Regions from separate parts of the Homo sapiens genome. Here region 1 is linked to region 2. Evidence: chromatin contacts called from ENCODE Hi-C or POLR2A ChIA-PET data. All regions are on one chromosome and are shown on one strand. Each heading gives the region's core, a stretch centred on a gene start or an enhancer-like site at or near the end of the contact. The rest is flanking DNA. Distances are from core to core; before and after follow the strand shown.

Region 1 (3,949 bases), core at 56-2,555, 94 kb after region 2:
ATCAGATGAATTACCAAATTTCGTTGGGTCTTGTTTGGCTTTCTGCTTTGCTTTTTAATCAGCCATTTACCAGAAACTGTTGCACGGGCCCGTTAGCACTCGAAGAATAAAAACAAACACACAAGACCAGATAAGGTTCCCCTACTAACCCAAATGATCCGTTTCCTTAACATAATTTTAAAACCACAGCTAGGGGTGTGAAAACAGATTGTGGCACACAATCTGTCCAAATCCTTAATTCCCTTTTAAGGAACAGATATATAATAAAAATCCGAAAGGAACCACATTAGAAATGAAAAGAGGTTTGCAAAACAAGAGGCTTCTTTCATTCCAGAAAACTACCAAAACAAGGGGAAAAAATGAAAGCAATGGATATGTGTTTGCCCAAGTTTCAATCTTGCCCGGTGGAGACACTACACTGGTACAAATTCTGAGGAGGAAAAAGAGGAGGTTGGCGGGAGGCGGGAAGAGAGAGCGAGTGTGGCCCGCCAACTGCAACAATGCAATCTCCATTTTGAACAATGCGCCTCTTTCCTCCTATAAATCTGGTTTTTTGCCACTTGATGTGCCCTCGCATTTCCCCTCTGGGGGTCGGCGGGGTTGGGGGGAGATCGGAGCAGGATGCACAGCACACGAGTGAGCAAAGGGGGAGGGCAGAGAAGGTGGGGAAGGAGTCTGCAGCAACTGGGCTGAGTGGGTACCTGGAGTGCTGCTGTAGGTACTATGGCTCCTGACGCTGCTTTCCGTGCAGTAACTGGCGTCCTCCTACACCACTTTGTTGACAGCCCTCCAGACCGCAGCCGTCCGGGCCAGGTGGCTGCCCCCGCCTCCCCCCGGCCGGGGCGCTGGTGCTGGGGTGGGGCCGGCGGCGGCGGCTTTCTCCGGCTACTGCTGCCCATCCTGGGCGAGCTCAGGCGCGTCTTGGGCGCCACCTCAGCCTGGCGGCGACCCACCTGCCCGGGCTGCTACCGCGTTGCCGCGAGCGGAACCCCGGATGGGTCCGGACGTGGGCAGCGGCAGCGGCGGCGGGGCCGGGGCGCAGCGCTCCGCAGAGGGAGCCGCGGGCTGCTTGGTCGGCCTGCCCCGCCGGCCCCTCATGTTGGAGCCGAGGCGGAGGGAGAAGGGAAAGCGGCCGGGAAGGGGCGGGCGCAATGGGCGCAGTGGGGGCGGCTGGGGCCGGGTGGGGAGGCCAGAGGGGCAGGGCAGGAGGGGCCCGGCCTGCGGAAGCGGTTGGAGGGAGAAGGCTCAATCCGAATGGCTGGGGCCCCACTGCGGATCGCCTTCAGCCTCCATCTCGTTTCTTCCGTTAACGGAGCGCGGTCACGTGAGCTGAGCAGCCTACGAGCCTGGGACGGGGCGAGGTGGCGCAGCGGCTGCTTGGGGGAGCGCGGGAGCATTGAGTCGGGGGCAGAGAGCCTGGGGCGCCGGGGCTGGGCGCAGCGAGGCGCGGCTGGACTCCGGGCTTGGTGGCGCGGTTGAGAGAGACGCGCAGCTGGCGAAATGCCCCGCGTCTAAGGCCTTCGGAGACCATAGTCTCCGCGGACCCCTGGCTGGAGCCCAAAGCCGGTCGGACCTCCTCCCTGCGTCTCCCCTTCCGCGGCTCGGAGAGGAAGGCAGGAGAGCCCCCAAATATTCCCCTCCCGCCCTCTAGGGAAACTGAAGCTGAAAGAACCAGCGAAAGAAAAAAAAGTCTCGGAGTGGGGCGGCCCGAGCGACCTAAGGGACGGGGCAGTGGCAGCGACCGAGGGAAATTAGTCGGGGTGGGGGAACAGGGAGACAAGCCCCCAGAATTTAGGAAACTCCTAAATTCTACTAAAAATACAAAAATTACCTGGGCATGGTGGCGGGTGCCTGTAATCCCAGCTACTTGGGAGGCTGAGGCAGGAGAATCGCTTGAACCCGGGAGGCGGAGGTTGCGGTGAGCCAAGATCCTGCCATTGCACTCCAGCCTGGAGAACAAGAGTGAAACTACGTCTCAAAAAAAAAGAGAATAGAGAGCCATGCAGTCCACGCGGGATTGTGAGCTGTGGTGTGAGAGGGTGAAGCCAGAGAACAAGGCGGCGCTGGAGGCGTGGGTCAGGCAGACAGGCATCGCCTGGTGCAGGTGAACGGGCAGAGGAAGTATGGCGGGCCACCCCCAGGCTGGGTGGGCAGCCCGCCGCCGGCTGGGTCAGAGGTGTTCATCGGGCGGCTGCCTCAGGAAGTGTATGAGCACCAGCTATCCTGCTGTTCCAGCGCGTGGGCCGCCTCTACGAGTTCCGCCTGATGATGACCTTCAGCGGCCTGAACCGCGGCTTCGCATATGCCCGCTGCAGCTCGCGGCGCGGCGCGCAGGCCGCCATCGCCCGCTGCACAACCACCCGCTGCGGCCGTCCTGCCCGCTGCTTCTGTGCCGCAGCACCGGGAAGTGTGAGCTGAGCGTTGACTGCCTGCCGCCGAATCTGACCCGCACCGCGCTGCAGCCCGCGCTGCAGCCGCTGGGTCCCGGCCTGCAGGAGGCGCGGCTGCTGCCCAGCCCCGGACCGGCGCCCGGGCAGATCGCTCTGCTCAAATTCAGCTCGCACTGGACCGCTGCCATGGCCAAAAAGGCCCTGGAGGAAGGGCAGCCACACCTCTGTGGAGAGCAGGTGGCTGTGGAGTGGCTCAAGCCAGAACTGAAGCAGCGACTTCGCCAGCAGCTTGTGGGTCCCTCCTTGTGGTCCCCACAGCCAGACGGCAGCCAGTTGGCCTTGGCAAGGGACAAGTTAGGGTCCCAAGGGGCTCGGGCTACCCTGCAGTTGCTGTGCCAACGAATGAAGCTGGGCAGCTCTGTGTTCCTCACCAAGTGTTTGGGCATAGGACCTGCTGGCTGGCACCGCTTCTGGTACCAGGTGGTGATTCCTGGGCATCCGGTGCCCTTCAGCGGCCTCATCTGGGTTGTGCTGATCCTAGATGGCCGGGATGGGCATGAGGTGGCCAAGGATGCTGTGTCTGTACGGCTGCTGCAGGCACTCATTGAGTCTGGGGCCAACCTCCTGTGGTCTGCTGGGGCTGAGGCAGGTAGCATGGTTAAACAGTGACTCCATTCTCTCTCCACAGGCAGCCCGAATGGGCATGCACAGCCTGTGTCAGGCCCCAACCCAGCAGACCTGGGTGGCCACTATCTGACCCCCAAAGGTGGGGAGGGGCATGGGCCCAGGCCCATCAGCCTCCCTGCTGGGACAGGGACCTATGGCACCTGGGGGCAGCTTAGGTTTTGCTTAAGTTGTGGTGATGGGCCTTGCCCTCCCCCTCCCAGCCCAGGGTCCAACCTGACCCAGTTATCTTCCCTGGCCATTCCTTGTCCCACCCCCACCCGATCATACCTTCCCCCCTCTGCCACAGCTTAGCATGAATCTTCTTTATTGTCCTGATTTGTCCTGTTTGTTGGTTTTTATTTGTGGGGAAGGGCAGCTGAGCCAAAGGGGTCAGGAATTATGCCCTTTGCCTCCACCACATGGCATTCTGGTTTTGGTTTCTGTATAGTTTTGGGTCTTTCTATGCTGGTTGTATTTATATTAAACCCCTGGTTAGTAAAAAAAAAAAAAAAAAAAAAAAAAAGGCCGGGTGCGGTGGCTCACGCCTGTAATCCCAGCACTTTGGGAGGCTGAGGCGGGTGGATCACGAGGTCAGGAGATCGAGACCATCCTGGCTAACATGGTGAAACCCGGTCTCTACTAAAAATACAAAAAAAAAAAAAAAAATTAGCCAGGCATGGTGGCAAGCGCCTGTAGTCTCAGCTACTTGGGAGGCTGAGGCAGGAGAATGGTGTGAACCCAGGAGGCAGAGCTTGCAGTGAGCCAAGATTGCGCAACTGCACTCCAGCCTGGGTGACCGAGTGAGACTCTATCTCAAAAAAAAAAAAAAAAACAAGAATAATAGTCTCCAATCCCGTCCAGGTTGCTGCAAATGCCATTAATTCATTCCTTTT
Region 2 (4,148 bases), core at 1,013-3,512:
GTATACAACTCTTAAGTGCTGGGGCAACTGTGGAGCTCCTGTCATTAAGCCAAGCTGCCAATAAGGCTGAAAACAACTTAAATATACTGCATATTAATGGGAGGACATTGAAGGTAAACAGCATTCACTTTTCAAAGGAATACGACTATAAGTGGCAAGCAGAGACAGTGTTCTTTGGGGCTCTTTAAAACTGCAATCAGCCAGGTGCGGCGGCTCACGCCCGTAATCCCAGCACTTTGGGAGGCCGAGGTGGGTGGATCACCTGAGGTCGGGAGTTGGAGACCAGCCTGATCAACACAGAGAAACCCCCATCTCTACTAAAAATACAAAACTAGCCGGGCATGGTGGTGTATGCCTGTAATCCCAGCTACTCGGGAGGCTGAGGCAGGAGAATCGCTTGAACCTGGGAGGCAGAGGTTGCGGTGAGCCGAGATCATGCCACTGCACTCCAGGCTGGGGAACAAGAGTAAACTCCGTCGAAAAAAAGAAAGAAAGAAAGAAAAAAGCTGCAATCAAATGGCCCACCCATCTGATGCCGGGTCCTCAGGATTCAGAGAAAATGTGTACCAAAAAGCCCCCAGGAAACTATAAATGCTGAGCATGGGACTTGGGTGCCTCTGGAATGTCCTTCTGCCTCAGCTACTCTGAGATAACATGGTTCCCTGTGTTCATGGAACCCAGATGGCCAAAAGTCAATGATCCAGCACTTAAAAGAAAAGAAAGCGATTCAAGAGCCTCTGTACCCACCTAGGCCTCAGCCTCCCCAGGACCTACTCACCTATACTCTTCACAACAGGTAACGTTGCCTCTGGCACCCATCATATCCCCTGAATTCAGCATCAGGACTGATCTGCCATCAGCTCTGGCAGGGAGAGGCCCTTACAAGTGCCAAGAAAAGGAACACGAACAATATTCTGTGACCACAGCCAACACCACACAGAACTTCCCAGAAGCTCTCCAGGGCGAGAACACCAACCAGAAGGAAGTGACAGCTTCCATCATTCTGTGCTAAGTGAGCTGAGTGAGTGGCCGTCTCTCACCTTCCAGATATTTGAATGATACCTACCATTCCAGCAGCCAGCACAAGTCATTTAATATGAATGCCAAAAACACAATCCCTGAGGACAGGTGCAGGAGACCAGATGCCAGGAAAAACCCCGGCCCCACCCAAGAGTTGGGGAGAGCCCACTGCTCCTCCACCCTTATTTACCACCTGAGCCCCTGCACCCGCCAATCATGCTGCTCAGTCTGTAACTGCGGGTCTGAGTGAGCACCTACATTTGGCTGTTGAGGGGCAGCTGGTGGAGTTGGCAGGCGACTCTGCACTAAGTTCTCAGGTTGAATGGGAGTTGGGTCGAGGGAAGCAATGGACGCAGAGTTGGGGTGAAGAGTTGCGGTGGGTCAGCGGGGGTGAAAGGACATGGAGATGTCATTTTTAACAAGATTGGGTGAGGGTGGTAGGAAAGGAGGCAGCAAGAGTTCGGGACAGTTTGGCAAAGACTTAGGGATGGGCTGTCCTCAGTACGGCAGGAGACGCAAAGGAAGGTATACAGTGGCTAGGAGACTAAGGACGAGAAGACACAGTTAAGACTTGGAATAAGGCTGAGATCGGAGTTATCCAGAAGAAAGCGGTGAGCTCAACAGGGCACCTACTTTGGGGGTGGGTCTTAGATGAGAGGGCGGAGGTAGAATGTTTGGGATGAGCAGATCTTGGGGAGCTAGACGGGGGATGGGGGTGACTGGGATAAGAAAGCTGAGCCAGAAAAGGGGAAACCTGAATGGTGGGTCTCGGGGAGGTAAGCGCGGAGCATCGGGATTACCAGAGGGGTGGGGAGAGAGGATGAGGTGTGTCAGGGCGGGGCGAAGGGACGTGGCCGAGATCGGTGTTGGAACTGGGGTAAAGTGGGGTCACGAGTGAAGCTGCATTTAAGCAAGACCGCTGGTGAGGGGATGCGGGCGCGGGCTGGGGGCTGGACAGACGGAGGGGACGGGGCCACAGCGGCGGTGCAGGGGGAAGGCTGGGTCGGAGAGGAGCGGGCGCGGGCTGGACAGGGCTGAGGGCCCTGAAGCCGGGCAGTCTCAGGGTAACCAGGGGCTGGGAATCGCGGAGGGAGCGGGAGGCCCACCGCCCGTTCGCGCCTCGGCCCTCCCACCACTCCGCCGCCCTCCTCGCATCTTGACCCCCTAACTCACCAAGCGGAGCGAGGAGCGAGGCGAGGGGCGCTCCCGGCCGCGGCAGCCCCTCAGCCTCCGAGCCGACGATGCGGTCTCTCGGCCACTGACAACAGGAAGCGGCGCCCCGGCCCCTGACGCCATCACGTTGGCTCGGCGCTCCGGCCCTGCCCCGGCCCGCGGTGCCAATCGCGCAGCCCGAAGGAGCCTTGGGGCGGGGCCAGCTGCTCCCGGAAGTCCCTGGGAGCTGAGCCCCGGGGCAGATGCGAGGTCTGGGAGGCTGGGGAACTGGGGGCGCCTGCAGGGCGCAGAGAGGCGAAGGCACCGGTGTCAGGGAGAACGCATCCGTTACCGCCCGCCTCCCGCAGGTCTGCGTCAAACTAGATCCTGGCTTCTGGGTTCCTGACCTCGTTTGGCCTCAGAACCATCTGTGCAACATTGGGGCTGTCACTTCGCCTCCCTCAGCTGAAGAGTTCCCACTTGTGAGTGGGACTAATAACGCCTGCCCTATCTTTGCCTCTCCGAGGGCAGCAGTGCAGCCCGTGGGGCGGAGCCCGGGCCCAAATTGGAGCCTCCGCCTTGCGCTTTCAGGATAAACATAGCTGTTTTGACCACACTTTATCCCAAGGGAACGCCTTGAGGTCCCCTTGGGCACTCTCCCGTGTGTAACTCGCCCATTAGCACCGCCTGGCTTGAAGCTTAGGGGTCTGGTTATTCTCTTCTAGCCCGTGTAGAGGATTTCTTTCTTCCTTTCTGCTTTTTTTTTGAGACAGGGTCTCACTCTGTCGCCCAGACTGGAGTGCTGTGGCACGATCACGGCTCACCACAGCTTTGACCTCACGGACTAAGTGGTTCTCCCACCTCAGCCTCCAAGCAGCTGGGACTACAGGCGTGCACCACCACGCCCAGCTAATTTTTTCTTTTTTCTTTTTTTTTTTTTTTTTGCGACGGAGTCTGGCTCTGTCGCCCAGGCTGGAGTGCAATGGCGCGATCTCGGCTCACTGCAAGCTCCGCCTCCTGGATTGACGCCATTCTCCTGCCTCAGCCTCCCGAGTAGCTGGGACTACAGGAGCCCGCCACCACGCCCGGCTAATTTTTTTATGTTTTTAGTAGAGATGGGGTTTCACCGTGTTAGCCAGGATGGTCTCGATCTCCTGACCTGGTGATCCACCCGCCTCGGCCTCCCAAAGTGCTGGGATCACAGGCGTGAGCCACCGCGCCCGGCCAATCTTTTCATTTTTAAAAAAATTTGTTTATTTTGTAGAGACAGGGGTCTCACTGTGTTACCTAACCTGGTCTCCAACTCCTGGCCTCAGGCGATCCTCCTGACTCGGCCTCCCAAAGTGCTGGGATTACAGGCATGAACCACCACACCTGGCCTGTATATCTTCTTTCTAACGCAAAAGTGACATTTCTCTTTCAGATGAACTCGGAACAAAATGTCATAAGTGGTGGCCACAGGTAGTGAAGAGCAGGGCAGGGAGTGTTGGCAGGGACCCATGCTCTGGACACTTTATACTTGCAGGCTTTGGTCAATTGGGAGCCTAGGGCCTGAGTGTGGATGAGGAGAGGTACTGCTACATGCCAGTCCTAAGTGGGCACAGGGGTTGGCTGGGGAACGGGCCAGTTCTTGGAAGCAAGCTTCACTGCCCTCGGCCTGGGCGTCCTGTGCTCTTTTGGCTTCTCTGGGTAGGAAGGTGTCCCTCTTATCTCTGCAAAGTTCAGAGTCCCACTGTCTGCTTTCAAGTATAAAACCAGCACTTGGGGGTATGACCCTGGACTGTATGAGGGCCGCCCTTTCAGTAATTCTCTCTCCAGGAGTGAGAACCTCCCCTTCTCAATTTTAGACTAGATGGGTCTGAGTGTGTTTACTGCAGTTAATGGTTGAGCAGGAAGATTAGAAATAAGGACATAGAGACAAACTATTCTCTCGGTGTTAAACTCATTTTAAACAAAGTGGAAAGTAAGGGATTTAG

What was found. Hi-C counts contacts between places; a loop is a spot of excess contacts on that map. ChIA-PET counts read pairs that join two places held with the same protein, here RNA polymerase II (POLR2A). Pooled maps may share reads with other maps.
Region 1: a loop to region 2 is called in a map with no recorded cell type, with 8 times the contacts of the local background. The contact joins the enhancer-like site here to the promoter of PLEKHM1 in region 2. A Hi-C loop is called at or near these places in 1 of 168 maps with a recorded cell type or tissue (CD4-positive, alpha-beta T cell), 2 of 37 single-sample maps with no recorded cell type and 14 of 50 pooled maps. POLR2A ChIA-PET finds 5 or more read pairs at or near these places in 1 of 52 experiments (MCF 10A).

Annotation. Positions count from the first base shown.
Region 1 is chr17:45,583,871-45,587,819 of GRCh38, forward strand. It overlaps the pseudogene DND1P1. Among named protein-coding and RNA genes, the nearest start is that of LINC02210, 34 kb to the right of the region's middle. RefSeq lists an enhancer at 481-1,425. Within about 2 kb of position 1,306, at least 39 of the 41 ENCODE cell types and tissues checked have a DNase peak (open chromatin) inside an H3K27ac peak, as active enhancers do; they include CD4-positive, alpha-beta T cell, where a contact is called at or near this core.
Region 2 is chr17:45,488,459-45,492,606 of GRCh38, forward strand. It overlaps PLEKHM1 (pleckstrin homology and RUN domain containing M1), which reads right to left and starts at 2,263. Exons shown (of 12, transcript NM_014798.3): 1 at 2,194-2,263. LOC105369225 (a long non-coding RNA gene) reads left to right here and starts at 2,414. Exons shown (of 5, transcript XR_002958152.2): 1 at 2,414-4,148.